6 separate regions of the Homo sapiens genome follow, and regions 1, 2, 3, 5 and 6 are each linked to region 4. The links are chromatin loops, found by intact Hi-C in ENCODE. Cell type or tissue: heart left ventricle. All regions are shown on one strand. Links, peaks and the distances in the headings refer to the core of each region. The heading gives the core; the rest is flanking DNA.

Evidence for each region. A loop is a pair of places that touch in the nucleus more often than their neighbours do. Peaks named below come from ENCODE experiments on the same cell type or tissue, not always from the same donor. Only the 100,000 strongest peaks of a DNase experiment are listed, where the experiment ranks them.
Region 1: it touches region 4 in a loop (4-fold over the local background); 3 of 110 quality-filtered maps call a loop at or near these places.
Region 2: it touches region 4 in a loop (11-fold over the local background); 67 of 110 quality-filtered maps call a loop at or near these places.
Region 3: a loop joins it to region 4, with 11 times the contacts of the local background. A loop is called at or near these places in 100 of 110 quality-filtered maps.
Region 5: it touches region 4 in a loop (2.3-fold over the local background); 25 of 110 quality-filtered maps call a loop at or near these places.
Region 6: it touches region 4 in a loop (9-fold over the local background); 29 of 110 quality-filtered maps call a loop at or near these places.

Annotation. Positions count from the first base shown.
Region 1 is chr7:107,218,619-107,223,854 of GRCh38, reverse strand. All of the region lies in intron 19 of COG5 (component of oligomeric golgi complex 5), which reads left to right. It overlaps LOC124901721 (a long non-coding RNA gene), which reads right to left and starts at 1,793. Exons shown (of 3, transcript XR_007060472.1): 1 at 1,705-1,793. In heart left ventricle, for the core only: no CTCF peak of the experiment used is centred there; a DNase peak (open chromatin) is centred at 2,868; H3K27ac peaks cover 3,885 bases.
Region 2 is chr7:107,872,330-107,877,565 of GRCh38, reverse strand. It overlaps LOC105375445 (a long non-coding RNA gene), which reads left to right and starts at 3,331. Exons shown (of 3, transcript XR_927851.2): 1 at 3,331-3,445; 2 at 4,959-5,180. In heart left ventricle, for the core only: a CTCF peak has its summit at 2,742 (motif pointing right); no DNase peak of the experiment used is centred there.
Region 3 is chr7:107,723,242-107,728,477 of GRCh38, reverse strand. No RefSeq gene overlaps it. Among named protein-coding and RNA genes, the nearest start is that of CBLL1, 18 kb to the left of the region's middle. In heart left ventricle, for the core only: CTCF peaks have their summits at 2,953 and 3,155 (motif pointing right); no DNase peak of the experiment used is centred there.
Region 4 is chr7:107,460,590-107,465,825 of GRCh38, reverse strand. The region is part of intron 6 of COG5 (component of oligomeric golgi complex 5); the gene reads left to right. Among named protein-coding and RNA genes, the nearest start is that of GPR22, 6.8 kb to the left of the region's middle. In heart left ventricle, for the core only: a CTCF peak has its summit at 2,514; a DNase peak (open chromatin) is centred at 2,515; H3K27ac peaks cover 623 bases.
Region 5 is chr7:107,577,922-107,583,157 of GRCh38, reverse strand. It overlaps DUS4L-BCAP29 (DUS4L-BCAP29 readthrough), which reads right to left. Exons shown (of 13, transcript NR_163941.2): 7 at 2,294-2,399. BCAP29 (B cell receptor associated protein 29) reads right to left here and starts at 2,912. Exons shown (of 8, transcript NM_018844.4): 1 at 2,857-2,912; 2 at 2,294-2,399. The coding sequence starts at 2,385. DUS4L (dihydrouridine synthase 4 like) reads right to left here. Exons shown (of 8, transcript NM_181581.3): 8 at 4,635-5,236. RefSeq lists an enhancer at 2,405-2,474 and a silencer at 2,565-3,054. In heart left ventricle, for the core only: CTCF peaks have their summits at 2,396 and 2,598; DNase peaks (open chromatin) are centred at 2,777 and 2,917; H3K4me3 peaks cover 3,669 bases; H3K27ac peaks cover 2,636 bases.
Region 6 is chr7:107,200,179-107,205,370 of GRCh38, reverse strand. It overlaps HBP1 (HMG-box transcription factor 1), which reads right to left. Exons shown (of 11, transcript NM_012257.4): 10 at 5,070-5,192; 11 at 2,849-3,957. The coding sequence ends at 3,940. It overlaps COG5 (component of oligomeric golgi complex 5), which reads left to right. Exons shown (of 22, transcript NM_006348.5): 22 at 1,741-3,999. The coding sequence ends at 1,855. LOC124901720 (a long non-coding RNA gene) reads right to left here and starts at 1,741. Exons shown (of 2, transcript XR_007060471.1): 1 at 880-1,741. In heart left ventricle, for the core only: a CTCF peak has its summit at 3,342 (motif pointing left); a DNase peak (open chromatin) is centred at 3,350; H3K27ac peaks cover 514 bases.

The DNA of each region.
Region 1 (5,236 bases), core at 483-4,482, 240 kb after region 4:
GTTAGGTATGATCCCCATGAGGCAATTAAAACCCACAGCAGCAAAGTGGGAGAATCTGGGAGTCACATTTTAGACCCAGGCTGCCTGATTCCAAAGCCTGTGCTTGTAACCACCATACCCCACATCTTATTCCAGAAGTTTCTGTTTGTTTTCTATCTGAATGGTCCCGGAACAGGATTTGAATGCTTACGTGTATCATCCAGGAAAATCAGAAAATTTTAAAGAGAATCTAAACTCCCCACTTTAGTGGCCACCTCCTGCTGCTGAAATGCCTCATCTCACTGTCTTCTGTTGCATTCAGGCTCCCAGACAGTACACAAGGAACACTCAGCCAAATGTATGCTTTTATTCTTAGAGAATGTCAGCCCAAATCCCTGCCTCCTTTCCTACCTGGTCTGCTGGTATAGACAATCTAGACTGAGACAGGGACATTTTTAACCTCTCTACTTTGAACCCAAATCAGCCTCCTGCTTCATTCTCTCCTGGGACCCACATGGCCCCTCGTGCCACAAACTAGGCCTCCCTAAAGAATCTCCATAGAAATGCTCACCTTCTACAGGCCTCCAACACTTTCTCTTCTCTCTCAGAGGCCCTCATTGTGTCCTGTGCAGAGAGCATGGCCACCTGTGCCCTGCCCCACAAAGGGAATCATGTTCCTTCTCCCACTCTTTCATTTCTGTGCTGCTTCCAGACCTCAGTACGCATACTTAGTGGTCTTGCTGCCTTCCCAGGCCCTTCAGCAAGAGGAGGTCAAGATGGGGTGATGGCAAGTGGCATGGAAGAGAATGATGCCTATATCTGTCTCAGGATACCACTGATGTTAGATGTGGACACAGGAGCAGCAGGATTTTTGCCTTACTTTACTTCATGATTGGCCTTAACAAGCTGTCAGAAGACTGACAGCTGCATAGCTATGAATCGTTTAAATGTGAATCTTGCTGAGTAGAAATGCAGTTTTTTTTTAATGAGACCTAATAGTTGACAAATTGACACTACCTTCTGCCTGTAAAGTTCACCCTTGAAAGTGCTGCTATATTTAGAATATTATGCTCTAAGAATGATATTGTGGCATTTGGTGTATCTGCATTTTATAACACCTTATTTCTTTTTGTTTCATAAAGCACTTTAGATGGTTATTTATTTTTTAACTTGCTAGTGTTTAAAATTCCACCTGGAATCAGGGAGAAGGGAGTGCTCAAGCTATGTTCTTTCAGCTTCTTAAAACAAGCACCCAAAACAAAATGTCTGTTTGATGTTTACAGGTAATTATGACAGTGATGCACAATACAGAGTCAAATCTAGTTTTGCTTTTCATGGATTTTTTGACAGTCCTGTTAAAAGGGACAGGTGAGGCTGGGCGTGGTGGCTCACGCCTGTAATCCCAGCACTTTGGAAGGCCGAGGTGGGCGGATCACGAGGTTAGGAGTTTGAGACCAGCCTGGCCAGCATAGTGAAATCCTGTCTCTACTAAAAATACAAAAATTAGCTGGGCATAGTGCCATGCGCCCCTGTAATCCTGTAAGCCACCTCAGAAGGCTGAGGCAGGAGAATCACTTGAGCCCAGGAGGCAGAGGTTGCAGTGAGCCGAGATAATGCCATTGCACTCCAGCCTGGGCGACAGAGCGAGACTCCATCTCAAAAAAAAAAAAGGGGGGGACAGGTGATTACCCAGAAGATTCCATTTTAAAATGAGCTGGTTCTTACCAGGCCTGGCTTAGACAGGCATCTCAGCCAGAAACCTCTGTGTGGGCTGGGCTGCTAGACATGCTGTTATGCGCATGTACTGTTCAGGTTGTTTCCCTCTCCTCGTCTGTCTCCGTCCTTGTCCTTCCCCTTCTGCCCTTCTTTCCTTCCTTGTATCATTTACAGTTTGCGTCAAGAATATATTGGAAGAAAAAAAGAAAAATGTAAATATTCGAACCATAAAACTAACTTAAATTGCTATAGATAAGTTTCAAACTTGGCTTTAAACTTCATGAAGCCAAAGATAAGAGAGAAACAGAATCAGCTATCTGATTCTCATTATCAGAAGGAAGAAAATGTATCAATTCCTAAGAGAAAGTTAAGCATCTCTTTTTTTTTTTTTTTTTGAGACGGAGTCTCACTCTGTCACCCAGGCTGGAGTGCAGTGGCATGATCCCGGCTCACTGCAAGCTCTGCCTCCCAGGTTCACGCCATTCTCCTGCCTCAGCCTCCCGAGTGGCTGGGACTACAGGCACACGCTACCATGCCCGGCTAATTTTTTTGTATTTTTAGTAAAGATGGGATTTCACCATGTTAGCCAGGATGGTCTCAATCTCCTGACCTCATGATCTGCCTGCCTCGGCCTCCCAAAGTGCTGGGATTACAGGTGTGAGCCACCACACCTGGCCAAGAAAGTTAAGCATTTCTTGGCACTTAATTCTAAAGTACTTATAAGGACTTTTATACAGAGAGCTTCATACGGGAAGTACTAAGAGATGGGAGGACCAAAATTCTTGATCACCTTCCTGTTGTAGAGGTAGTATAGGATTCCATATGGCTGCTGTTCGTTAACAATCAAGGACTGTCATATAGGGCTGAACCCCACCCCCACCCCTGGGGTCTTCTCACATCGTAAACTAGGGTTCAAGATGAACCCTACTCTATCACATGGCATGAGCAAAGAATGGGCTCTAATGGAGAAAGGGAAAACTCACAGGACCAATGTACTGCTGAACACGACAACCAGGGACAGCAGGACAGAAGTGAGGGCATGAAGCCAGGTGCAGTGGCTCATGCCTGTAATTCCAGCACTTTGGGAGGCCAAGGCACACAGATCACTTGAGGTCAGGAATTTGAGACCAGCCTGACCAACATCGTGAAACCCCCATCTCTACTAAAAATACAAAAATTAGCTGGGTGTGATGGCAGGCGCCTGTCATCAGCTACTTGGGAAGCTGAGGCAGGAGAATCGCTTGAACCTGGGAGGCAGAGGTTGCAGTGAGCCAAGATTGCACCACTGCATTCCAGCCTGGGCGACAAAGCGAGACTGCCTCAAAAAAAAAAAAAAAAAAAAAAGAAGGCATGAGTCCCGCTATCCTTTGCATCCCTCAAAGTCCCCTTTCAGGGCCTGGGCACACCAGACCTACAATATGAACTTGTGACCCGGTGGAGGGACTTCTTATTACACTTTTTCCCTGCAATAGCTCAAACACGAGAGCAGCCTCGTCACAATGAGCAGGTTAGAATCATGGGCTGGATTTGGAGTTTAGGGAGCTGTCTGGGAATGTCAGTTGCTCAGCATCCAGGGACCATAGGGCTGCAAGATATTTTAGCTTTTTCTGTTGGGGACAAATAGTAACCAGTCTATGGAGAGCAGAGCTGAGGCATAGCCTCGTCATCATTCCAACCCAGAGTCAGTTTCCAGAGGCCTTTAAGACAACACCACCCATTACCCCAGAGGAACTTAAGGTCACACCATGTGAAAATAATTCCGAAAGAGATTGTGATTATATGCTTCAAGTAGCTAAGTGACTAGAGGTCCATTTTGACCCAAAGATAGAATTTGGAGTACCCAGAGAGGTGATAATTGTGTGACCTTCAAATGATGATCCTGTACACATTAGTTTTCTCAGATAGGTTTTTCTGTACAAGTTGTTGACAGTTCAAAATTGTGCTTTCTCTAGAGGTCTTTGTTTCTGTATATACTGATTCTGTGAATCAGCATAGCTGTTCTAGAAATAGGATGAGTAGTTGCTACAGCTGATATTCTAAAAGAGGCTGCATTGCAGAATTAAGAGCCAGGCTGTCTGGGTTTGAATCCTTGCTTTGCCACTTCTAGCTTTTACTGGATTTCTCTATGCCTCTGTTTACCCATCTGTAAAATGGGGATGTAATAGTACCTAACTCATAGGATTTTTAGAAGAATAAATGAGTTAACATATATTTGTTTATTGTATACACTTATGGGGTACAAAGTGATATTATATGTGTACCGTGTGGGATGATTAATTCAAACTAAAACATCACCTCAAACACTTAGCATTTTTAATGATAAGAACATTTGAAATTTATTCTATTAGCAATTTTGAAATGTACTATGCATTCCTACCAACTATAGTCGTCATGTTGTGCAATAGATTTCAAAAACCATCTTCCTCCTGTCTAACTGTAACTTTGTACCCTTTAACTAAAACCTCCCCATTTCCTCCCCCCTTAGCCTCTGGTAACTACCATTCTGTTCTCTGCCTCTATGAGTTCTATTGTTTAAGATCCCACAAATAAGTGAGACCATGTGGTATTTGTGTTTCTGTGTCTGGTTTATTTAGCTTAACGTAATGTCCTCCAGGCTCATCCGTGTTGTCGAATGACAGGATTTGCTTCTTTTTGAAGGCTGAATAGTACTCTATTTTGTATATATGTCATATTTTCTTTATCTACTCATCCATTGATAGACACTTAGATTGATTCCATAACTTGGCTATCGTAAATAATGCTGCATTGAGCATGAAGTGCGCTATCTGTTCAACATGCCAATTTCAAGTCTTTAGGATATGTACTCAAGTGGGGTTGCTAAGTCATATTGTAATTCTATTTTTAGTTTTTTGAGGAACTGCCATACAGTTTTCCAAAATGGTTGTATTAATTTACATTCCCACCAACAGTGTACAAGGGTTCCCTTTTCCCCCACACTCTCACCACAATCTTTCATTTTTTTAAATAATAGTCATTCTGACAGGCATGAGGTGATATCTCATTGTGGTTTTAATTTGCATTTTCCTTATGATTAGTGATGTTGAGCATTTTTTCATATATCTGTTGGTCATTTATATGACTTTTTTTGAGAAACATCTATTCAGGTTTTTTGCACATTTTTAAATTGGGTAGTTTTCTTGCCATTTTTGTGTTCCGTATAGATTTTGAATGTTAGCTTCTTATCAGATGTATGGCTTTCTTCTAATCTATTAGTTGTCTTTTTATTCTCATTATTTCTTTTGCTGTGCAGAAGCTTTTTACTTTAATGTAATCCCATTTGTCTATTTTTTCTTTTATTGTCTCAGCTTTTGGGATCAAATCCAAAAAGTTACCTCCCAGACCAGTGTCATGGAAGTTTCCCCCTATGTTTTCTTTCTTCTAGTTTTTTTTACAGTTTCAAGTCCTTTCAAGACCACACCTTGACTTTTATCCGTTTTTGAATTGATTTTTTATATGGTATGACCTAAGGGTCCAAATTATTCTTCTTTAGATGGATATCCAGTTGTCCCAACACCCTTTA
Region 2 (5,236 bases), core at 657-4,656, 410 kb before region 4:
TGGTCTACATAGTAGTAATCCTGACATCGATATTATTATTATCATTACTTCTGATAATAAAGCATGAAACTACTGCTTTAATATGATTGAGTTGCTGGTCGAAGCTTACAAGTCTGACAAGTGATTAAGACAGAACTCATATTCAGAATTTCTGATCCCAAGTCCCTCACTCTTTTTATAAAATGACTCTCTGCCTCTAACCATTTTTACGGGACTTGAACCAACACAATTATACTGTTGATCTGTTCAATCAATTGAAAAAAATCTAAATGCCTCTGAAACCCATAGATGCCTTCTCGCTTCCTTTCTCTCTCTAACTGAGACTGAGATAAGAGGAACGGGAGAACTGGAGTGTATCTCTTAAAGGCCACTTTCTGCCAGCTTATGAAGGATTTCCTCTCCATGGTCTTTGTTCTCACAGAATTTAAACCCCTTCAGGTGGAAATGGTACTTGAGGGAAAATACTTATCTCTTTCAACACATTTCATTTAATATTTCAAGTTAAGAAAGAATTAAGAAACAAAACAAGAAGTGAAATGACCCAAACACTCAAGATCTGTGAATAAATCCACATTGAAGTGGAAAAGTTATTGCTATATCCAAGGATTAAAAGAGCATGAAATAATGTAGGAGAAAATTGTGGTAGGGCATTAGAAAATCTATTAGGCAGAGAGGAACTGGAGTTTGCTCTTCACATGACAGGGTATAAAGAGGTACATACGGGCGGGTTTAAGAATGAACTAGATGTGGCCAGGCACGGTGGCTCACGCTTGTAATTCCAGTACTTTGGGAAGCTGAGGGGGGTGGATCACGAGGTCAGGAGTTCAAGACCAGCCAGGCCAACATAGTGAAACCCCGTCTCTACTAAAAATACAAAGATTAGCTGGGTGTGGTGGTATGCACCTGTAATCCCAGCTACTCGGGAGGCTGAGACAGGAGAATTGCTTGAATCCGGGAGGCAGAGGTTACAGTGAGCTGAGATTGCACCACTGCACTCCAGCCTGGGTGACAGAGCAAGACTCCATCTCAAAAAAAAAAAAAAAAAAAAAAAAAAGAATCAACTAGATGTAATGGGATTAGATGAAGTTTGAATGCAAGAGCTGTAACTACCATACAAATATAGCTATCCCTACCAATACTATTACGGATGGGTTCTCTGATATGCTATAACAAAGAACATAATTATTATCTGCCACAGATGGGATATTTCTTTGATTCCTATCCACAAACGAAGTAGGTATTTCTTATTTATTTACTTAAGTCAAGAAGATAGATGCTGAAAGACATAATCTCTACAATTCTTCCTTTCTGCATCTCTTAGAGAATTGCCAATTTTTGCTATGCCAACAGTGATACACTTCATCATGATTTTTCTGACAAAATCACCTTTAGCATGTTAAGCTAAAACGTGTTCCCATCTAATTTTTTTCTGGAGGCATGTGAAGTCAATTCTTTTAAGTTCATCTTTTAAGTTGTTCTCCCCAAGATGACAAAATTCTATCCCATGGTAGCAATTAATCAACAAATCAACATGTAGTACCCACAGTATGTCCAGCATTATACATGCTGCTGTGAAGAATATAAAAACATATTGTTCTTTTTTTTTTTAATTTTTTTTTTTTTTTTTTCTGAGATGGAGTCTTGCTCTGTCACCCAGGCTGGAGTGCAGTGATATAATCTCGGCTCACTGCAACTTCCGCCTCCTGGGTTTAAGCAATTTCCTGCCTCAGCCTCCCAAGTAGCTGGGACTACAGGCAGGCACGCACCACAGCACCCGGCTAATTTTTGTATTTTTGGTAGAGACGGGATTTCACTATGATGGCCAGGCTGGTCTTGAACTCCTGACCTCAGGTGATCCGCCCTCCTCGGCCTCCCAAAGTACTGGGATTACAGGCGTGAGCCATTGCGCCTGGCAATTTTGTTTGTTTGCTTAAATTTTATGGAAAATTTCAAACATACACAAAACAAAGTAGCATAATAAACCTTCATAAATCCTTCACTGAGTTTAAACCATGATCAGATTATAGCCAATATTGCTTTACTGCTCACTTCCCTTCCATTTTATTTTGAGACAAATCCCAGTAGTCATATAATTTCACCTATAACTAGTTCAGTGTGTATCTGTAAAGGATAAGGATTTTTTTAATATAAGGATTTAAAAAAAACAAAATAAAATTTAATTCCATAATGTTATCAAATTTCCAGTCACTGTTCAAATTTCCATTAAGACTTGTTATTCTTCTTAACAATAACATTGACAGCGTTCTTTATATACATCAGGCACTGTGCCAAATAATTTATAAACACTATGCAATTTAATCTTCACAATAACGCTATGAAGAAGGTAGCATTATTATCCTATATTTTATAGCTGAAGGAACTAAGGCTCAGAGATGTTAAGAAATTTTCTCTGGTCAATGCCTTCAGAAGGTGAAGAAAATCTGCAGAAACAGAAACCAAGGTCACTTACAGTGGATTGCTGACAGGATAATAGGGTTATATTTAAAGGAAATCTATCTGTTCTGTAGCTGACAACAACAACAACATTCTGTTAGACGTAGGCCTGATAATCCATAATGCACAACTATTAAGATTTTTCTGTATTCTGTAATAAATAAGAATTCTAAAGAAAAGTCATTTCAGGATGCAGTTGAGGAGGTGTCTTGCCAGAAGTATAAAGGGGCCCACAAATGACCAGCTTCATTTTTTCGGTTATGAACCTGTAATATGTGACACAACCAATAGATGGCGGCAACATGGCAGCAATATTAAACGTCTCTGATCCTATCTTGCTCTATCCAGTAACAACCCTGCTTCACTCTGGATTGCTCCAGCATATTTCAGCAGATGTCTCAGTACTCTGAGCACTCTAAAGGTAATTTTGGGAACACAGAAAAAATGAAAGTGTAGGTTAGTGTTTCTCAAAGTATGTCTCACAGGCCCTCCACCCCCCAACACATCATCAGTTGGAAGCCTTGTTAAAATGATGAGTTTTGATGACTTGGTACAAGAAATGATATAAAACATTTTAATCATCATTTATGTTGATTACATGCTGAAAGAATAACATTTTGGATATACTAGGTTAAATAGAATGTATCATTATATTTAATTTCACCTTTTTTTTCACTTTTTAAAGTGTGGCTACCAGAAAATGTAAGATTACATATGTGGCTTATATCTGTGCCTCACATTTATGGCTCCCCTTATATTTCTATTGGACATGTCTGCCCTGTAGAGATGTGACTCAAGCCTGGCCAATCAGAGCAACACATTCCCATGGCCACAGGAATCGGTTTAGGGACTTAGGACAGAATGAGAAAGAATGAAACACACCCTTGTTCCTTTGAGATGTCCATCTGAGTGGATATAGAAACTGAAGCCATTGCAACTGCCTTGCCTCCATGCGTGGTCCTATGATGGAGCAAACTCTAAGGAATTAGAGGTAATCAAGGAGAGAAATGGCATCACAGTGATACGGAGTCCTGGATGATGTTGTGCCTGTCCTTATTTCTGTTTCTGGACTCCCCAGTTATATGAGCTGATACCTTCTCCTTTTTGCTTAATCTAATTTTGGTTAGAATTTCTATTGCCTGTAACAGAAAAATGCCTAAATCAGTACATTGGCATTAGTGAATGAACTTTGTGAACCAATTTCAGTTAAAAAGAAGCCATAATTTAAGGGATTGAAAGCAGAGTGATAAGGAAATATAGGCAGAAAATGTAAACATGATGTTTGGTGGTAAAAGGAAAGATAGGCCGGGCATGGTGGCTCACGCCTGTAATCCCAGCACTTTGGGAGGCCCAGGTGGGCGGATCACAAGGTCAGGAGTTGAAGACCAGCCTGACCAACATGGTGAATCCCCATCTCTACTAAAAATACAAAAATTAGCCAGGTGTGGTAGTGCGTGCCTGTAGTCCCAGCTACTCAGGAGGCTGAGGCAGGAGAATCCCTTGAACCCAGGAGGCGGAGCTTGCGGTGAGCTGAGATTTCACCATTGCACTCCAGCCTGGGCGACAGAGTGAGACTCTGTCTCCAAAAAAAAAAAAGAGATAGCTAAGTCAGGGTCTGCTCAAAGGAGTATTGGTTCAAAGGAAGCAGATTTTCTGTTTGTTGGTTTGGGGAGATCTGTAATATCCTCATTGCCTAGTTTTCCCTGGTTTGGGGTAAAAAAGAAACAAGGAATGTCTTCTCATCACCCTCTCAAAAGTGTAGCATTAAAGTCTAGGCTTTCCTTATCTTAGAAAAGAGACTTCTTGAAGTAACCCAAGCAACAAGTGATACATTCCTGAACTACGTTCATAGAGGTGGAGGGAAGAAAAGAAATTGAAGAGGCAGTAAAGAATGCACAGTTAAAAGGCTAGTGGTTTACTAGATGTAGGGGATAAAAAAGAGAAAGATAAAGATGGCTGGGCACAGTGGCTCATGCCTGTAATCCCAGCACTCTTGGAGGCCAAGGCAGGAGGATGACTTGAGCCCAGGCATTCAAGACCAGTCTGGGCAACATAGGGAGACCACCCCCCGCACCCCACTATACCCATCTCTACAAAATAATTTTTCAAAAAATTAGCTGGGTGTAGTGATGGATGCCTGTGATCTCAGCTACTCAGGAGGCTGAAATGGGAGGATTGACGGAGCCCAGGAGGCCGAGGCTGTAGTGAGCTATGATCATACCACTGCACTCCAGCCTGGGTGACAGAATAAGACCCTGTCTCAAAAGAGAGAGAGAGAGAGAGAAAGAGAAAGACAAAAATGACCTTCAGTTTCCTGACTTAGGATACTTGGTTTCTGGTGATGCCTTTCACCCACAATGGAGTACAGGAGCAGGAGCAGGTATGATGGAGGTGCGGGGTATGTTTTTTTATACATGCCAGTTCATCTCTTTGCTGTCCTAGGGCCACTGGAACTGGCCTGAGGATGCCCCCTTACCTTTTCTTTCATTTTTCTTTATTCAAAGGGCTACTCCAAGAAACCCTCACTCTCTGCAGATCTCCAGACAAGAACTTGACAGCAGTCTTCATGGATATAGAAAAATCCCTCACCCTCGGGGACACTCATCAATCTCTCCTAAATATGCTCAGCTAACTTTCCACCCACAGCCGCACATTTGGCTGCACAGCTAGTATCCAGCCTGGGATCAAGAAGCCAGTCTCCCCTTCTTGTAGGACCTCCGGTCTTTGTGAGTGATTCCCTCAGAGACCCACGACACATTGCATGGGGGTGGGGTGGGGAAGA
Region 3 (5,236 bases), core at 736-4,735, 260 kb before region 4:
GGCACCCTCATCTCAGACTTCCAGCCTTCAGAACTGTGAGAAAGTAAGTTTCTTTTGTTTACATCACCCAGTCTATGGTATTTTGTTATGGCAGCCCAAGCTGATTCATACAGATTTTGGTACCAAGAAACAGGGTGCTGTGTAACAAATACCTAAATATGTGGAAGCAGCTTGAAACTGCATAATGAGAGACTGGGAGAGCTTTGAGATGCATACTAGAAATATGACCATTAAGGGCAATTCTGGGGAGGTCTCAGACAGAAATGAAGAACAAGTCATTGGAAGAATATATTAATTGGAGGAAAGGTGATCTTTGATATAAAGTAGCAAAGAATTTAGCTGGACTGTGTTCTAGTATTTTGTGGAAGGTAGAACTTGTGAGGCTGAATTGGATATTTTACTAAGCAAAGTGTCCGAGGAGTAGCTTGGTTCCTCCTGAGTGCTTATAGCAAAATGTGAAATGAAAGAGATGAATTGAAGAAGGAATTAAGCAAAAGGGAACCAGAGCTTGAAGATTTGAGAAAATTATCAGCCTATCCATATTGCAAAAAATGAGAAAGCTTGTCCTGAAAAGAATACTAAGGGTGTGGATGAACATCCATTTGATAAAAAGATCATGAGTGCAGTTCGTGAACACAATCAGCCATTTCAACAGAAAGCAGGCATAGAGATGGGATTATACCAGCAGAGACACCATCTGTTTGAACTAAAGGGGACAAAGAAAGAGAGGGCCCGGTGCAGTGGCTCACACCTGTATCCTAGCACTTTGAGAGGCTGAGGCAGGTGGATCACTTGAGCTCAGGAGTTTGAGACCAGTGTGGGCAACATGGTGAAACCCTGTCTCTACAAAAAATACCAAAAAAAAATTGCCAGGCATGGTGGCATGCACCTGTAGTCCCAGCTACTTGGGGGAGCTGAGGCAGGAGGATTGCTTGTGCCTAGGAAGTTGAGGCTGCAGTGAGCCATGATCATGCCACTTCACTGCAGCCTGGGCAACGGAGCCAGATCTTGTCAAGGAAAGGGGAGGGGAGGGGAGGGGAAGGCAGTGGGAGGTATGACTGACTTCTTGGATTTTACAGGACAGGACCATAGAGCTATTCAGCTGTGAAAGTGAGCTACTCTTCAGGAAAAGGACAAAAGGACCCCAAAGGCAATTGAGAGATCATCAGGACTGCCACTCCTACCACAGGCTAAGAGTGCATGGGCCCAGGGGGATGGCGTAGGGCAAGACTGCCTCCACCTTGGTTTCAAAGGTCTCTGCCCAGCAAAGCTTCATGTTTGTGGCCACACATTAGCAGTGGGGGTAATGCTACTACCTCAATGAGTCTGGAAGACCGAGATTTGAGCCAAAGAGGAATTTCCTCCAGGCTTAAGATATAACAGAATTTGCCTTGCTAAGTTTTGGACTTGCTTGGGACCCATCACTCCTTCCTTCTCTCCTATTTCTTTATTTTTGAACGGGGATGTGTATTCTATGCCTGTCTCACCATTTTATTTTGGAAGCACGTAACTTGTCTGGTTTCACAAGTTCATAGCTGGAGAGGAATTTTGCCTCAGGATGAATCTTATCTGTACCTGGTTTAGATATTTAAATGAGACTTTTTACTTTAGATTTCAGAATTGATCCTGCAATAAGACTTTTGGGGATTGTTGGGATGAAATGAATGTATTTTGCATGCAGTAAAGACATGAATTTTGGGGGACCAGGGGGCAGAATATTATGGAGTGTATCCTCCCCCAATTTCATGTGGATGCTGTAACCCTCAGTGATGGTATTTGGGTATGGGGCCTTTGGGAGGTAATTAGCATTAGATGAGGTCATGAAGATTGGGCCCTCATGATGGGATTAGTTTCCTTATAGGAAGAAACACCAGAGAGCTTGCATGTGCCTGCCCCGAGGAAAGGTCTTGTGAGCCACACTGCAAGAAGGCTGCTGTCTGCAAGCCAAGGAGGGAGGTCTCACCAAAACCCAGTCATGCCAGCACCCTGATCTGACTTCCAGCCTCCAGAACTATGAGAAAATAAATTTCTGCTATTTCCACCACCCAGTCTATGGCATTTTGTTATGGCAGCCCAAGCTGACTAATATACCTGGGAATGACCTAATTTCCCTGAGTTGCACAGAAGATCCTTTACAGTACCATGAAAATAAAATATACTAGAAAGAGAAAAGATTGGTACTTAATTGCAGTGAATCTCTCACTGAGAGGCTAGAGAATAATATACTCTTTCTTTGTTAGGAATAAACACTCCAGATTGTTGGAACAGAGTGTGAGCTCTCTATCTAATTTGCTATATGGGGAGGAGAGTGTCAGTCTTCACCTAACTTTAGCTATTCTATTTATTGTTACTGTTTGCTTATCTCCTGCAATAAGAGGCAATACAAATGATAGCCTAGTTCTCCTTAACCTAAAGGAATTCAGAATGAATCTTGTCTGCCCAGTGTCCAATTCAGGACATTTATTTGGCCCTTTATTAATGCCCCAGGGAACAATCTACCTGCTTCCTTGGACCCTGTTAACATTTAAATCTTTTTCAGCTATCTCTAGGGTGTTAAACCACACCATCAACATTCACTTATCAAAAGAAATTGTACTGATTTCTTTAATTGTAGAATTGACTCAGTGTTTTAGAATAGTAGTTAAAGGATTTGGGCTCTGGAATTTAACTCAGCAGTTTACTTCCCGAGTGGCCTTCCTTAGGCAATTCACTTAACCTTTCTTTTTCTCAATTTCCATTATCTGTAAAATGAGGATACCTGTTCCCACCTGTAGTGTTTTTGTGGAAATTACATTAGCCAGTGAGGCCAGGTGTGGTGGCTCACACCTGTAATCCCAATGCTTTGGGATGCTGTGGTGGGACAATTGCTGGAGCCCAGGAGTTTGACGCTGCAGTGAACTGTGATTGTGCCACTGCACTCTTGCCTGGGCAACAGAGCAAGATCCTGACCCTAAAAATAATAATAAGTAAGTAAATAAAAAATAAATTAGCCAAAGAATTTAAATAACTAGCATCACAACTTTCACAATGCCTAACAAATAATAAGCACTTAATGACTGTGAGTCATCTTCGTCTTTGTCTTCATCATCCTCAAATTTGACAGGTAGATAAAAATCCTAGACAGAAACCGTTTTAGGAGATGGTGTCCACTAGGTGGCACCAGTCACAGGTAAATAAAGTCTCCCACATACGTTTCACCAAAAGTTTGGAAGTCATGAAGAGATGTAAAATATTTTGCATTATTGCAATGGCAATAATGCAATATATAGAGAGAGATATATAAATATATTGTGGCCCCAAAACTAGATATTTCCTCCCAAATAATTACCTAATGGATGTCTTACAAGCAAACATGTTCTGATTTGTGATTCCCAGGCCCCAGGAGATTCTGATGCAGGGATCAGCAGACGAACTTTGAGAAACTCTCGTTTTCTGTAGCTGGGTATGATGGTACGATACTAAACCTCACCATCTCAGGAGTGTAATTAGGGTCAGGTTTGGCTAACAACTGGAGCTTTTGTTTTGCAGAAATATATTCCTCCTACTTATGTTGTAGCAGGGTGTGATTTGGAGAAGAACCCTGTTGAAGGTCAGAGATTTTGTACCTAACATTCTGTGGAAGGAAACTCTTTGTGGGCAGTAGGGAGGGGAGTAGACAGCTGACACAGGGACAAGAACTTGGTTGGAAGAGCAAGAGTTCAAATAAGGTTTTTAGGCAGTTTTTCTACATGACAAGTAAATATCCACAATCCTTTTGTAATTGGATGTTTTTCTGATATCTGAGAAACTCTTAGTAAAGCAAGAACAAAATGGGCTAGACATTTGAGTTATAATACTTTTCAACTTTTCTGTCTTGACTCCTTTCTGTTATCCCTAAGCCTTCAAGCAAAATCTTATTAAACATATCCTAGTTATGTTTAAGGGAGGTAAGGCTGTGTCCATCTTTGAGATGTATTATTATACCAGTTGAAACTGAGTTATAGAATTAAGGTGACAAACTTTTAAACATGTGAATGCACTCATTAATAAAGAAATTGAATAAAAGCCTGGAATTCCTACATAGGATGGACTGTTTTGTCATTTGGGTATCAAAGGGCAAGGTGATCCCAGAAGACTGGCCATGGTAATACTCTAAATCGGCTGAAGACCTAGGGGCTGGAGATGGATCCCAGACGGGGAGAAGTTGACAGAAAAAAAGCATAAAAGGGTAAAAGTGAAGAGGAGATGTAAGCAAATTGGAACATAATTAAATTGGGTAGAAGTTGAAAAGAGCATTTTGGGAAGTCGATCTGTCCTGGCCTTTCTGTCTTAGAAAGAAATAAAAGAGAGGCCTGTGGCAGAACCATTCCTTCAACTTCCTGACCCCCAACTCCCATCCCATCCTAAATTCCTTTCATCCCAGAGAAAGGGGAGTATTCATCCTATACAAGTTAGATCCCCTCTTGTCTTTTGTCCACACACCATCAGTTATCTATTCCCTCTTGTACATTTTCAATTCTTCTTTCATTACTAGTTCTACTCTTTAAGTATGTATGTGTGTGGGAGGATCCCTTGAGCACCAGGAGTTTGAGACCAGCCTGGGCAATATAGCAAGAACCTCTCTCTATAAAACAAATAATACAAAAATTAGCCCGGCATAGTGTGGCAAGTCTGTGGTCCCAGCTATTCAGGAAGCTGAGTGGTAGGTTCACTTGAGCCCGAGATGTCAAGGCTGCAGTGAGCTGTAATTGTGCTACTGAGCTCCAGCCTGGGCAACAGAGGGAGATCCTTTCTCAAAAAAGAACATAGTATCAGTGGTCACCAATATTTTTAGCTCTCCTTCCCTTCTTAGACATTTGGAAGTATTATATTTGCCCGCTTTTTTTACTTTGGCCACCGAAATGTGAGTGAAAGTTACATGTTGCTTCTGGGTGGAAATATTTGAAGCAGGTTCACAATTCTTGCTTTTATTGTTTTGTTTTGTTCTTCCTTGCCTTCAAGAAAGGTGATCCTGTGTTGAGATAATAGATGTCTAAGATCAAAGCTGCCTAGAATGCTAAGTCATCACATGGAAAAAAAAATTGCCTTGACCCACAGCAAACATTCAGCAAGAAAAAACCACCCCAGACTTTTCTTGTATAAGTCACTAAAGTTTTTGCTCTTTTTAGTTCTGAGGTATGAATGTGTTAGGTTACTGTAGTATAATTAAACCTATCCTGACTAATATAAATGCTATGCAAACACATATTTTAAATAC
Region 4 (5,236 bases), core at 558-4,557:
GCTGCCATTCTTTATATAAAGAGCCTGAGAATGGCAGAGTTTTACTATAGGCTGTAGTTCTACTATAAACTCAGTAACATCCACTATACTACTTGAGTCATCCATTTGGGAAAATGAATGCATTTTAAGAGTTTAATTAATAATTCTTAAAGACTGTAATCACTGGTGTCTTTCTGCCAGGTATATTCAGCAGTGTTTCTTCAGTTACTCCTACCTTCTGATCTCTGTTTAGGGGTGCAATATCTATAAAAAGTCCTGCTGTTATTTTGATTGGTATTGCAGAGAATCTGTAGATCAGTTTGGAAAGAAATGACATCTTAACAGTATTGAGTCTTCTAACTTATGAACATAGTATCTCTACTATTTTTAGGGCATTTTACATTTATTTCGTCAATATTTTGTAGTTCTTGGCCTACAGATCCTGCACATATTTTGTTAGATTTGTATTTAATTATTTCTTCAGTACTGTTGAAGTAGCACCTAATTTTTTAAAAAAATCCAATTGTTTATTGTTAGTATATGTAATTAGGATCATATTGAACTCATATCCTGCAACTTTACTAAATTCATATATTAGTCTTGGGAGTTTTTTGTGTGAATTCCATGGTATTTTCTATATAGACAATTGTCTGCAAATAGAGATAGTTTACTTTTTCCTGAAACATGTGAGACTTACTTATATTCTTGCCTTCTTGTACTGCCTAGGACCTCTGGTATTAGGTTGAATGGGAGTGTGTTGGGAGAAACAATCCCCATAAGCCCTGAATATCCCTGAACATTCTTGCCGGATATGCTGAGAATGCAAAGCCCTAACAGAACTACCCTTTACTCCATCCATTTCTCAGGAAGGGGTTGTAGCTAGCAACCTTGAGGAATGAAGTAATGACACCCTAGACAAATAGAATGCAAGCAGACTTGCTTTTCTTTGTTATAAAAATGGCAACTTTCCCAAGCTCAGTGCTCTTCAGCTGTGAAAAAACCCGTAGTATACAGAGCATCCACAGTCCCTTTGCCAGGGACTTGGAGGGCAAGGTGAATTTTCACTGATATCATGCTCATACTGCTTGCTGCATCATGGGTAATACAGTTCTTTGGTTCGGACCCAGGCATCTTACATCTTATGTTAGCATCCATGAAACAGTAACAGGCTAGCTTCACAGCTTATAAATAGGGTAGAATCCCAGACCCTAAACAATTTTTGACATTTTTGGCTACAAGCATATGATGTTGACAGAGATAAGGTTTCCTGAAAGAGAAATGACAGGGCTCTTATGGGCTGGTTTAGAGGATATGAGACCAGTAGCGAATGCTCTTGTTTAAGTGGTGGGGTAGTAGTACAGAGTAAGAGTCTCCTAACGACCTGCCTGTTAATGAATTTTTTGAGGCTAAGCAGTGAGGGGTGGAAATGAATGAAGCTTCTCAAATAGTGCCTTGGTTATTGCTCACTCTCTAGGCTGGAGGAGGAAAAATTATTATTATATCAACAAAACAGCAAGCCTCAGGGCCCTAAGGCAAAAGGCAGTATGGCTGTAGCTGCTGAATGAAGGGCTTCTGAGAGCTAACATAAAAGATGTCAGCAATGAGGATGTGGAGCTTTGGGTAGACTAAGTATATTATAAGTTCATTTGTGGAGTCTGAGTGGGCAGCCACTTGAAATTGAATGTAAATGCAGTCTTGCTGACTGGTACATAGCTGCTCTTTTACTTTGTGGACTCCCATTTTTCTCTACCCCCTCTATTCTAACCTCAGCTGCTTAAGATAAAAGCCAAATATGGTAGGGAACCTTAGGGAGGGAGAGAAATTCAGACTTTTTTTTAGCTCTGTTGAATAGAGATGCTCAATTCGCCATCCTACGTGGTCCTGTGGGAAAAAAGCACAGTAGGTGTCAAGGTAGGCTGAAGGCACTGAGGACTGCAGGGTGGAGTTCTAGCAGCATGCACAGGGGCAAATTAGAGACCCCTAGGCCCAAGCACTTCCAGGAGCACAGCGTCACCCTGGAGTGAGAAACCAAAGCAGAAGAAAAGCCTTCCCACCACCACAGTCCTCTGCAGAATAGATTTTCCCCGCTACCTTGTCTTCCCCATGCTCCTGGTTAGGAAATAATGTAGTCTCCTGGCAGCTATGGCTGTAGTCCCTTTTGTGCATATGTTAAATTCCTTGGTCTGTGTTCCTACAGGGGGTAAAACACTCAAATTTTAAAAAGCTAAAATGTAGATGGAGCCTCTGGGCCTATTCAGTGTACTATTGTTTTGGGTTCCTCTGCTAAATGTATAATTAGTATTGATAATTTTATGTTCTTACACTATGAATACTTACAGATTTAGAGGAGATTCTCCTATTCATGGGCTGCTGCATGTAAAGAGGTGTTCCCCTGTCCCCTTTCCCCTCCCTGGGTGATTCAGCAAAAATAATGTATCATCCCAGGAGGGAAGAAAAGAAAATCACAACTTTGGTTAAAGGCTCCATGACTGCTGGAGAACTCAACCATTTCCCAGTACAGCAGTGCCACCTGCCTGACCCAGCTACCAAGTGCATCTCTTTTGAAAAGGCAGATACAGCTTTGAAAAGGGATGCAGCTGACCTGGCCTTAGTATCATTTTGGCGTTCCATGAAGTAGAACCTACCCCTTTTGGGGAAAAGCTTATTTCTCACTTTGCCACCTGAAGCAAAGCAATTGACTCATTACGGCCCTGGATTTAAGGAATTTCTTATAAATACCTGGGCCTGTTTCACTTACAGTTCAGCCCAATTAAAAGCTGATGCAGTTGTTCAGGGTCAGTGCCAGCTACAGAAAAGTGAGAGTGTGTTCCATCACTCCATTCTTATAGCTTTGACCAATATGCCCCTTGATTAACCTTTTTATATTTTTACTGGCTCCTGGCCTGTTGCCAATAGCCTAACCTTCAGGTCTGCTGTTAGAAGACTAACAGATTTAAAACAACTTTTCTTTGGGACTGCAAATTGTGAAAACAAATTATAGTTGCCAGTCAGACAGTCTGGCTTACTCAAACCTGTACCTCCCAGATTGCCATCATTTCTACCTGGATTCGTTATTGTATCAGATATGGTAATAAATCCACTATAATAGTCTGGGCAATCATTGTGTCCTGGTTTTTGGGAATAGGGACTTCAATCAGTGTCCCACCCCTGCTTCCACTTGTAGGATGAATTCCTTTTCCTCCTTCATGGCTAAAGTTTTTTTTTTTTTTTTTTTAGGCATTTTTCTTCTCCTAGTTCTAATGTGTTTTCAACAGTGCTCAAAGCATATTGGGGTTGTTGCCTTTCCCTCTGGGGTTTAAGGCTCCCCTCTGACCCCTTACCCCCCATATTAAAGATGGTAGAAAGGATCCAGCCTGGACTTCATGCTTTCCCTCAGTGGCTTCATGCTTCCCTCAAGCCTGCACCATGAGAAATGCTTTGTCAGGCCTTTCACCATACACTCAGTCTTTTTGTGTATGCCTGTGAACATCTGGTGAGATCTTTGCAAAAGTCCATGAATGGGTATGAATTCCCTTTGTGTCTGTAGATCCTCTGGCTTCTATATTTTCTTGTGAACACACACTTAGCCTTTAGCAATTCATTAACGGTTTTGACTGAATTATTCTTACTGGTGTCTAGTATTGTCTTCCCCAGGTACTCAAGTGCTCACGTCCCATGTGTCCTGCCTTTCATTAGAATTTGGATTGGTTAGTTTCCCAGTAACTGCAGCACTCTGATGAGTTCAAGAAGTTTCTATTTGTAGATCATTTGTTTTTCCCTTGTTCTTTTTTGTAGTTACAGTGTGAGCTATGTTCTGTCCAGCTTTGTGCATCTCATATGGAAGCTGGGATTTTAATTGATATCACAATGAACCTGTCTATCTGTTAGGGAACATTCACACCTTTGTATTGAGTCCTCCGATCTTTAAACATGGTATATTTCTCCACTTATTTAGGTTGCTTTAATTTCTCTTGGTAATATTTTGTAATTTTCAGTGTAGAGGTCTCACACATATTTTGTCAAGTTGGGTAGTGCTAGACTCATAACATTTTTGATACTATTACAAACAATATTTTAAAATTTTGATTTGTTTATATAAAGAAATACTGTTGAATTTTGAATATTGAACTTAAACCATATGATTTTGCCAAACTCATTTATTTATTCTTTTCTTGATTCCTTACGATTTCCTTCTTACAGAATTATATTTGAATAAACAAAGGTTTATGTCATCCTTTTCAATCTTAAATCTGTTTTGGTCTTGCCTTATTGCCGTAGCCAAGACCACAAGTAATATTGAGTAGAAATGGTGAGAGCAGACATAACTGCTTTTTTCCATGTCTTCAGGGGGAAAGTATTCAATCTTTCATTATTAGGTTTGATGCTAGGTATACGGTTTTTATGGATATCATTTTTCAGGTTGATAAAGTTTCCTTCTTTGTTGAGAATTTTTATCAGGAATGCATATTACATTATTTAAGATTTTTTCCATTTAATGAGGGTTCATATGGTTTTTCTCATTTAATCTAGTAACATGATAAATTACATGGATTTGTTTTTTTAATGTTAAGCCAACCTTGCATTTTTGACATAAACCTATTTTGATAGTACTACCTTTTTAGATATTGCATGGTTGTATCAACAATTATTTTTAAAAAATCTTTTGCCTATGTAGTCATAAGGCCTATTGGTCTGTCATTTTCTTTTATTTTAATATTTTGATCTGGTTTTGGAATCAGGACAATGCTGGACTCCAGTGAGTTGAAAGATGTTCTTTTTCTCCAATTTTGAAAATGTTTTTGTAAGATCAGAGTTAGTCCTTTCTTAAATGTTTAATAAAATTCACTAGAGAAGACATTTGAGCCAAGAAGTTTTATGTTGTTCAAAGTTTTAAATTATAAATTCAAATAATTTAATAGATAATAGATTCATATTTTCTATTTCTTCTGTGTTTTAATATATATCTTTTGAATAATCAGTTTACATTTAAAAGTTGCTAAATTTATTAACATCAACTTGTTTTTAATATTTCCTCATTGTATTTTAATTATCTGTAGGATCTGTGCAGATATCTTCCCTTTTATTACTGATATTTGACAATTTCTATCATCTTTTTTTCTTTTTGAGTTTGCCTACAAGTTTACCAATTTTCTCAATCTTCAGAAATAATTACCTTTTGATTTCTTTGTTCTTAATGAACAATGTTGTTATGTTCTTTTTCTGTTTTATTGATTTCTACTCTTTAGTATTTCCTTTC
Region 5 (5,236 bases), core at 386-4,385, 120 kb before region 4:
CGCAATAGGAAAGGTAACAAACTTTGTACAAGGGCAATTTAAATGAGTAACACTTTAGTTGAAAGGAGGCAGAAAAATGTAGTAAGCACTTAAATAGCTTCAAGCACTTACAACTTGAAAAAAACAGTTTCACTTTAAGATTAGGACACATTTAAGATTTAAGATTAGGACAACTTCAAGTAACTACTTGAAATTGGTGGGTTGAGGGAGATTCATACAGATGAATCGGTTCATTTTGTCTCTGCTTCCAAGTCCAAGCATTTTATACAGCCAATATTTAAATTATGCAATATAAAATTTTATATTTTTAAGAGAACATAAGTGGTAATACCTTGATCTAGGTCCAAATGTAAATTTACTTATTTCTTCAAGGTTTGGTGTGGTGTAAAAGGGAATGTAAGAGATCTCTCATAGGGAACAACTAGCAGTTGAGCACCTTATCATAGCTAATACCTATTGTGTTCTCACTATATTATGGTTCTAAGTACTTTTACATGTTTTATCTCATTTAATTACAACAACTACCGTAAGGGGTAGACACTAGTACTACCTCCATTTTACAGATGGGGAAACAGATCAGAGAGGATCAAGAGCATGCCCAAGGTTAGTAACATGCAGTTATAGGTGACCTGATTTCTGAGCATGTGCCTTTAACCACTGGGTTATGTAAGAAAATAATAGAGACTAAATGATGAAATATTTTCTTTAAAGATTATGGTGATACAAATATAAAAGATAAAAAGATGTGGATACACACATAGGACATATTGTAAATGATCTGCGTGCATACATACCGTATTTTCTTTATATCTGTACATGAGAACACATTTATATATCATATGCAAATATACACACATCTATCTAATAGCTACTTGATCAGGATGGGTAAAATTTTTATTTGGCAGGAAGAAAAATATTGATCCATAAGTTACAGATCACTCTGATGGAGTAAAGATCAACTGACAATTTTTCCTTCTTTGCAAACCCTTAAGCCTTATCTATAAATTAGATGTTTATATACAAAATCTTTCTTTCTCTTGAGTATATAGGATTCTATCATTGCAAATATTACCAAAAAGCAAAACAGGGTGTTACTGAGTTTGAAACAAAACCTACAGGATGAGAGGCAGCATGATGGAGTAGAAAGAACACTGGACTAAGAGCCAGATTTTTTTCTAGAATCTGTCACTTACCAGCTAGGTAACCGTAGGCTACTTGCCCTCCTGGGTCTCAGTACGTGATATATAGAACATGGGTGGAATGGATCAAATAAGATCAAAGACCCTACAGTATGATTCAATTTTTTTTCTTTAGTAAGAAACAACTTACTGAGCTTAGCTTAGCTGATAGAGAAGGACAGAAGAGAGCAGAAATCCAGGCAGGTAAGGAGCAAGTTAGGAGTTGTGAAAGACTATCTGGACCCTGAGCTAAGGTGAAACTTTAAGAAGTTTCTCCCAGTCCTGGGATTTTAATACACTTTAGTGGGTTATCTCTAGGATCTCACTTATGAAATACTTTCTTTTATGCCAGGAGTATGAACAAATATCTTGCAATATTTTTATTACATGTGTATTTCCCCATTCATACTATCAAATTTCTGGATCTAAAATTAAACGACTAAAAAGTAGATTACTGCAAGGGTAAAATGAACCACTGCTTGGCTTGAAACACTGTACTTGGTTCTTCAAGACCTTAGAAGTTCCGTCACTAACGAACTAATGCTAATACATGGTTGTGATACTTTTCACATTCAGCACTTTTAATATACATTCATTAATTTTATGTGAAATCAAAAGTAGTAAAATTGTCATTAATGAAACTAACGGTTACAAAGGCGAAAACTAAGAATAATTTATTGGCTTTGGTTTCTAAATTGCTGTTCCAGTGCCTCAGTGAAACACTTTTACACCCATGCTGTACTGTAAACATGATTTATCCACTTATATTTATTTAGTTCATGGCTCCAATTCAGGGCAATAAAACAAAGGTAAAACCTGAGACAAGGCAGGGCAGGTGTTAAAAGTATAATCGTTGCTTTATTATATCTGTAATCAACAGAATCAAAAGTATAGGCGCCTTTTCTTTTAGAAGGGAAGAAAAAGTTATTTCACTTGTACACGTAACAGAGTTTTATATAAAATGTTATTTTAATATTGTCATTATATACTACCTAATTCGTTAGGTGAGTTTATTTTCAAAGACTTTCGAAACTTTTTAATGTTCAGAAAACTTTTTCCATTTTACATTAAGAGCGATCCAATATTTATTAGTTAACGATTTGAAGGTTTCCTACCTCTGAGGAGGAATAAAAGGTAGGCAGAAGATTAAAATGAGTCCTATTTCGGCATAAAGAAAGGTTGCCACTGCAGCCCATTGGAGTGTCATTTTTTTCTTCACACCTAAATGGAAAAACACTTATTTTCTCTTGCTTCCTTTCAAACAAAACCGGGTTCAAGGCCCCGAGGCGCAGCGTTTTTGTCCAGGGGATGGACAGTGTTCCACCTTCCCCCACCTGGGAAGGCAAGCACGGACCCCGGTCAGGAAGGGGAAAAGGGTGGCCCGGGAAGCGGGTGTCGCCACCTCCCTGGGAGTCGTGGGAACTGGCGAGGCGGCTCGCTGGCCACTGCCTTTTCCGCCAGCTTCGCGGCGACAGAAGCCCAACGCCTCCCTCCACCAACGCCCGGCTTCCCGGCCCTCCCGCTCCCAGAAGGCGCCGCGGGCCCTCGACCACCGCGCCGCGGACCGGGCCGGGCCGGGTCGGGCCAGGCCAGCTCCGCGGGGTTCTCCAGACCAGGCAGCGGCGCTCTCCCTCCGCGGCCTACGCCCCACGGGTCCCCGGGTCGCAGAAGCCCTTACCCGCCGGCAGCCCGCCTGGCTCCCTGCGCTGCTCCGCGGCCGCCGACGCGCGGGACGTCAGACGCCGCGGCTGGGCGGGGGAGGGGAGCCAGGGCCCCACCCCGCCTCACGCCCCGCAGGCTCCCGCCCGCGGGTCCGTCCCGGCTGAGGTCACAGGCGGCGCGACCACGTTTATTGGCAACAGTTGTTTTCTAATTGGCGGCAGGTCAGAGAATGAGTTAGACTTTTGACCTGATGCTTGGAGGTCGGAGCGCAACTTCTTCAGGAGGACAGACTTTCCACTGCTAAGTGCGGCCCCGGCGGGAGGGTGCCGGGGTCCAGGTCTAAGGAGCGGCGCCGGGCGGCGGGGCTGGATTGGGTGGTGCAAATTCAGCGAACGCGCTTAAGACGCACTCCTTTCCGGTCACCTACTCTCTCTTCATGGTGGGAACTGTTTGTGTCCAGAATTAAGCTATATTTAATAAAGGGCCAGGATGAGGTGGTCGTGCAGCATTTTGTTCTGGAGAACCTAGGATCAACTGTATGTCACAACATATTCCGTAGGCGTTCCCGTTCCCGTCCATGGGCTGGGAAGAGACAGTAAACTTTACCGTGATGTTTGGGGACTGGTACGAAAGGTGGGTATGGGGATATTCTTTCACTATTTTCCAGCTTTTCAAACTGTGCGTGTACATTTAAGTTGTTGAGTTTTTTCAATATTGACAACGTATCAGGAATTTAATAAAAGTACTATCCTGGTAACAATTATTTGGGGAATAGTAAATAAATGTTGAAAATTGATAATTATAGAATATAAAACATTCAAAAACACATTTAAGTTGGTGCTTTTTCTTAATTTATCACTAATATTCTGGATCACATGTAACAGAAAAAATAGAAAAATAGACTTTGAACATAAATTAACCATAAGGAAGATTTTTTTTTTTTTTTTGAGATGGAGTCTCCCAATGTCGCCCAGGCTGGATTGTGGTGGTGCGATCTCGGCTCACTGTAGCCTCTGCCTCCCAGGTTCAAGTGATTCTCTGGCCCCAGTCTCCAGAGTGGCTGGGATTACAGGCGCCTGCCACCATGCCTAGCTAATTGTTGTATTTTTAGCAGAGACAGGGTTTCACCATGTTGGCCAGGCTGGTCTCGAACTCCTGGACTCAAGTGATCTGCCTGCCTTGGCCTCCCAAACTGTTGGGATTACAGGTGTGAGCCACCGCGCCTAGCCAGGAAGTTACTTTTTTTTTTTTTTTTTTGAGACAGAGTCTTGCTCTGTTGCCCAGGCAGGAGTGCAGTGGCGCAATCTCAGCTCACTGCAAGCTCCACCTCCCAGGTTCACACCATTCTCCTGCCTCAGCCTCCTGAGTAGCTGGGACTATAGGCGCCCGCCACCACGCCCAGCTAATTTTTGTATTTTTAGTAGAGACGGGGTTTCACCGTGTTATCCAGGATGGTCTTGATCTCCTGACCTCGTGATCTGCCCGTCTTGGCCTCCCAAAGTGCTGGGATCACAGGCGTGAGCCACCGCGCCCGGCCAGGAAGTTACTTTTAATCAAAAGTGTTAGAACTTCTTGCCCATCCACGCTGGTTCCTTCCAAACACCGAGCACATTACTCTAGTGATGATGCTGTGCTCACAACACTAGGGTAATTCAATTCAGAGTTCTGACCATACCTCCCTATTTTGTACAGTATTCATAGAAAATGAAACAGCGAGTTATCTTTAAAAAAAAAAATGCATTAACTGAAAAGTGAAAACAGAATGTACTGAGAAAAAAGATGGCACCACAGTGCTTATGTTAAAATGGATTCATTCAATATTCCCAAACGTGAATTAAACAGTTTTACATAATTGTTTCCTTATAACAGTTTTCATGTTGGCAAAACAAAATAATACTTTAATTATGAACGGTTTTATTTCAGTCTGAGATACTTAATTCTTGCAGTGCATGCCCACCGATAACAAAATCTATTAATAACACTCCAAAACCATGGGACTTTAAAGTTACAATCAACGGCTGAGAGGCACAAAAGTAATTAGGTTTTAAAGTTAAAAACAAAACCTGGTTACTATTCTCTAGGAAATATTTCAAATATATAATCATCTCCAGGTTGGACACCAAATTTCCTATACTTAAGATATGGTAGATTGCAATTAATTTTATCTTTTTAGGTAGGAGATTATTAAGCTTTCAATCTTTGGAGGACCTAGAAGTTTTGAAATGTACCAAATTTAATGTCATTAACCAAATGGAATTTTTAATATAAGTTCTGAGTGCAATTCTATTCAGAATTTCCTGTTCTTTTTCATTTTGGATGGATGTTGGTATTTGTTCCACCACTTTTTTGCACCTGCATACTTCTTGTTAATTTATAGATACTATAAGCCATAATTT
Region 6 (5,192 bases), core at 1,193-5,192, 260 kb after region 4:
AGCAGTAGCACAGAAAGGGCTGGGAGCAGCTTGATGATGAAGCTGGTATTCAGTTGGGTTGAGTCTAGGCACTGACCAGAGCATGGAACCAGCCTTCAGGAATTCCACAATGCTGGATCCTGCTAAGTCAAGGCTGTTGATACAGAAGTCAGACCTTTCCAGATTTCCTATAAAGAACAGGGCACGGCAAGTGCTGTAATACTTCAGGGGAAATCTCTTGCTATAATATGGAAGACTGACCAGAACAGGGGAGAAACAGCAGTAGGATGCTCACCACCTTAAGAGGCTACAGCAATCATTAGGGCACAAGATAGCAAGGGTTCAAAGTGAAGCGAAGGGGAGAGGAGGGACTGGATGTGGAAATGTGTGTAGCAAATTAATAGGATTTGGTAATTGTTTCGGTGTAGGAGGGGAAAAGAACTAAGAGACCTTAAGTTGATGGTGCCCTTTGTTGAAATAAGGGAAGGCGGGCAGAACGCTGCCCCAATTTTTTGACAAATGAGTTTGAGGCTACCTGGAAGCAAGTCAGATAAAACTGTCCAGAGGACAGGAAGAAGCAGAGATCAGGAGGGGGAGGTCGAGGGCTGGAACTTAAGAGATTTGAAATCCCTTTACGTATGACAGTGGCTTGTGGGATGAAGGGCACTACAAACTGATCAGTGATAGCCAGACTCTGGGGAAATGTTTTCCCCACAATTCAATGAAAAATCTTGAACAAACCCAATTAGATTAGTATTTTCAGTATTTGAGAGCAAAAGAAAACCACTTAAGTGCTATCGTATGTGAGCTGAGTAATGGTATTAACTTACATCTTTATACAAATGCTCCAATCTCAAACTGAAATTTTGAAGAAAATATGACAAAAATGTATTTGTGTACCTGGTACTTAAATAGACCAATAATTAAAAATTAATCTCGTAGCCATTCTTTTTAGCTCCACTTAAACAGACGATCTGGTTCAGGGACTGACGAACTTTTTCTGTAAAAGAAGGGCCAGATATATTTCAGACTTTGCAGGCCACATGGTCTCTGCCTCAACTATTCAACTCTGCCATTGTGTGAAAGCAGCCACAGACAATATATAAATGAACAAGCATCAGGCTAGATTCAGCCTGCAGGCAGTTTGCTAACCCCCAACCTAATCCATGAGATCATAATCATAAACAATGGAATGGTACATCCCCTTGATTAAATTCAGACTGCTTCCCGATCATGTATTTTGCCATTACAGCCCAAGAGCACTTATTCTAGTTGTTGGTTGTTCATAGTTCATCAAATAACAGGAATATAATGCATCTACTGGTGTTACCGAATGTGCCAAAGGGCCCCATCCCCTTGTACTCTTGAGCGTGCCTTTCAGAGGCGCAGGATGCCCCTCGTGAGCTCTGGGAGTAGGCACAAATGCCCATTCCGTTGCCGGTGTCTTCAGTAGGGAAGCAGGGAAAAGGGAAATTGAGAACATATTTACACAGCCAGAGGACTCCGAGTATATGACTAGACCACTAAGAACAATGCAGACTGAAAACATGGTTATAGTTTTTCACACTAAACGTAGTAACCGTAGTAACCATAGTAACACTACCAGTAACTGAGTGAAGGCTGTTGGTCACTTGGCTTGTGAAACCGAGCATTAACAGTTCCAGAAATGAGCTTACTAATAATTTTTATATATTGGTATCCCCTTAACTGTTTTATGTGATTTATCTAATATTTTGACATTGTTTTCATTTTGGTTTTCAGGGGAGCCCTGGAAGCTTATGTTCAATCAGTGAGAAGTAGAGAAGGCAAAGAATTTGCACCAGTTTATCCCATAATGGTTCAGCTGCTTCAAAAGGCTATGTCTGCTCTTCAGTAATGACATGAAATCTTTGTTCATCTCCACTTTGTGCTAACCCATTCATAGTTGGCAGTTAAACACATACTCCAAAAGACTGCTACTATCTACTATTTTAAGAATGTAATTGATTGTTCGGTATTTCCTATCGACGTTTATTTACCTCTTTAGCACTTATACTTTAGCATAAAAAATGTTGAGTTATCACCACCTTTCAATTCCATGGACCTGATTTTTCCAGAAAGATGTTTTCCTCTTTCAGATTTTTGTACAAGGCTAAAATGTCTTTCCCATCCATAACCAAGTCCTCCTATGGGTACATAAACCCAAAGTCCCCACTTCTTTTAAAGGGATATGATCAAGTTATAACATGTACCCTGCTTCCCCCAACCCTGCCTTCTTCACTAAATAAGCATGTAGCTCAGTGGTTTCCAAATTTGGCTGCACATTCATACCAATCACCAGGGGATTTTTTTAAAATCCTGATGCCCAACTTGCACTCCACATTAATTAACATGTCTAGGAGTGGGAGCCTGACAGACACCACTATTAAAAAAAAAAAAAATCCCCAAAATGATTCCAATAGACAACAAAGTTGAGGAACCACTGGCACATCCCAAGCTAAGATACAAGGTTAAATGGCCTTTTTAAGTATGTCATACTGGATCTTTAAATAAAGCAAGGCTTTTGTTACACTTTGTCATGTTATTAAAAGCAGACCTTTGGGCTGTTTAACCGTGTAACAAAAATGCCACGTGAAAAATAAAAATTTTTATTGTATAGCAATTCTCTATAAATAGTAGATAATCTAAGTCCTTATTTTCTGATGGCTCTTGTTCCACTATTAACATTGTTTTTAATTTTTAAAATCCTATCAGCAGCCTCCTAATTAGCAGTGTTAGGAATTTGCCTTATGTTTTCCATCTCATCTCCTGAACCTGTTATTCTGAGAACTCATAAATAAAATTCAGCCAAGATTAATCAATCAATCAATCAATCAGTAGACGTCAGAGATAAGCAACTTTTTTTTCCATTTATTTGAAATAATATACAAGAATATAGTGTGCAAAATTTAGGGGCAACATCATGAAGAAGTGTGATGAACTGAAATCAATTTTACAGCTGTGATTCCTAACCAGAAACACCACTTGGTAAGTAACATGAAAAGCCATGATTGTAGCTCAGAGCAAAAGCAGCTGTATTGCCAATGTATTTGCTCTAATTTTAGACAGTTGGAGGAAAATTAAAGTGCAAGTGTTGCACTGCAGTAAGTGCAAAGTCTGCCCCCACCATAAAGATTATGATGACAAAATATATTTAAGATACATGGCTGAGGAGATACAGAACACGAAGTTAAAAAATACAATGGTGTTGACTGTTTGTTAATAGCACCATTACAGTGACTATATCCCAATGCTATTAACTAACTTTACCTTGGCCTGGGCTAGGTCTCCATTGGAAATAATAACGGATGGCTGCTGCCACCTGGTGCATCAACTCAGCATGCCATGGTAACTGCAGCAGGTGGCTCTTAGGCTGGGACACCAACACCAGCCACCTGCCCCATGTTCTGGTAGCCTCTTGGCACTGACCAGACTAGGAGCGCCTATGTTTGGCACAGATGCTGAGCCATGTGGTGGTTACTAGAGGAAAGGCCGACTCCCAGCTTCTGCTTCATTTCATCATGTGTACAATACAGATTAATAAGCAGTAAGGAGCCAATGTATAAACAGCAGTTACATATTTTTTAAATTCCCCTTTCGTACAATTTAAAATAAAACATGTATACACTTCTCCTCTCTTTCTACTGTACTTTAGCACCACAGGATATCAATTTTCAAGCCTATTATTACCTGATAGACATATATGAAGTTTGGAAGAAAAATAAGGCAATTTGGTTTAAAATGTTGATAGTTTTAGCTTAATGCTCTAATGGAGAAAGCAAATCCTCACTCATATTATTAAATCATTTCAAGACTCAATGCTATCAGTATCTTATGGTCACACGAATTGAGGACAAATGGTGAGACCTTGATCTTCTTAAGTCTTTCCATCAAGAGTCAATGTATATGCAAATATAGACTTAAGAACATAAGCATCCTGGTTTAATGTTGTTGTGAGCCCTGTGGAAATAAAATTAAACTCAGTGAATGTTTACAAATCAATACATAGTAATCCTATATATGAAAGCTAAGATGTATAAGATGTTTATAAATTTACTATTAGAAAATACTGCTTTCTTAAAGGTGATTTTAAAAAGCTAGCTGATATCTGATGGCTCAAGCATCCAGAAAATGTATGCAATGATAAGACATTGACTAGGATGAACAGAAAAGGGATACAGGAAAAGTCCGAACACATGAAATTCTAAATTAACCAAGAACTGCCAAAATTCAGTTCAGCCACCCTCTCATCTGACTACTGACTGACCACTATTTTTAAAGAAATTGTGAAAAATTTAAACAGATATGACCTGCATTTTACTAAGAAACAGGCACATGTACACAATGAATTTAAAACATCTTTGGCCAGCCCTCCTACTATAAAAATATTGATATCTTCCCTTCATCTTTCAATGATACTTCAAATTGACCCCACTATATCACATGTAATTTTTTTGCAATTAATCTAAAAACGCTGAACCTAAAAGATGCTAGTTTAGTAATGGAAAAGTTATAAGAAACAAGTCTATCCAAGATAGCTTATCATATAGACTTGTTTGCCACCATTCCTGGGCCTATTTCTTCTCCTCCTTGAAATTTTTCAATCTAGAAATTCTGTGCCAATGGCACAAGTCCCCATGAATGACAGCTAACATACCCCAACACCTCCAGCCTTATTGGTCCCTCACCAATTAAGGAAAAAAAGCTGTTGAGACAATCCCAAAATTATTAGAGAAATTTTCTACTGTGATATTAATGGATTAATAATGCTTATCTTTCAACCCAACTAGAAACACTGCATTCCAAAATTATTTTTCCAACTCAATGTTTAGAACAAACATTCTTTTGAAGTTTGCCTGAGATTTCGACTTGCCATGCTATGAGAGTAAATGACCCTTGAGGAAAGGCAGTCTTTATATGATGATGTGATAACATTATTAGGTTTTGAAGTATAAAAATGCTAGAGACAGCATCAACACAACCTCTTAAAGGTTGTAACAACTGCTCCAACATGCCAGTACACCTGCACGGATAAGGCAAGATAATTTTAAACACTATTTATTGAAACATACTGAATTGGTTCTTTTCCTCTTCCAACAGTCAGGATTTAAACGTTTCTGTTCTTCAGCCAAAGCCTTTGCTTCTAATGTGTACATTCTTCTCTCTTCATTCTTCATTTTCTTCCACCTGTCACC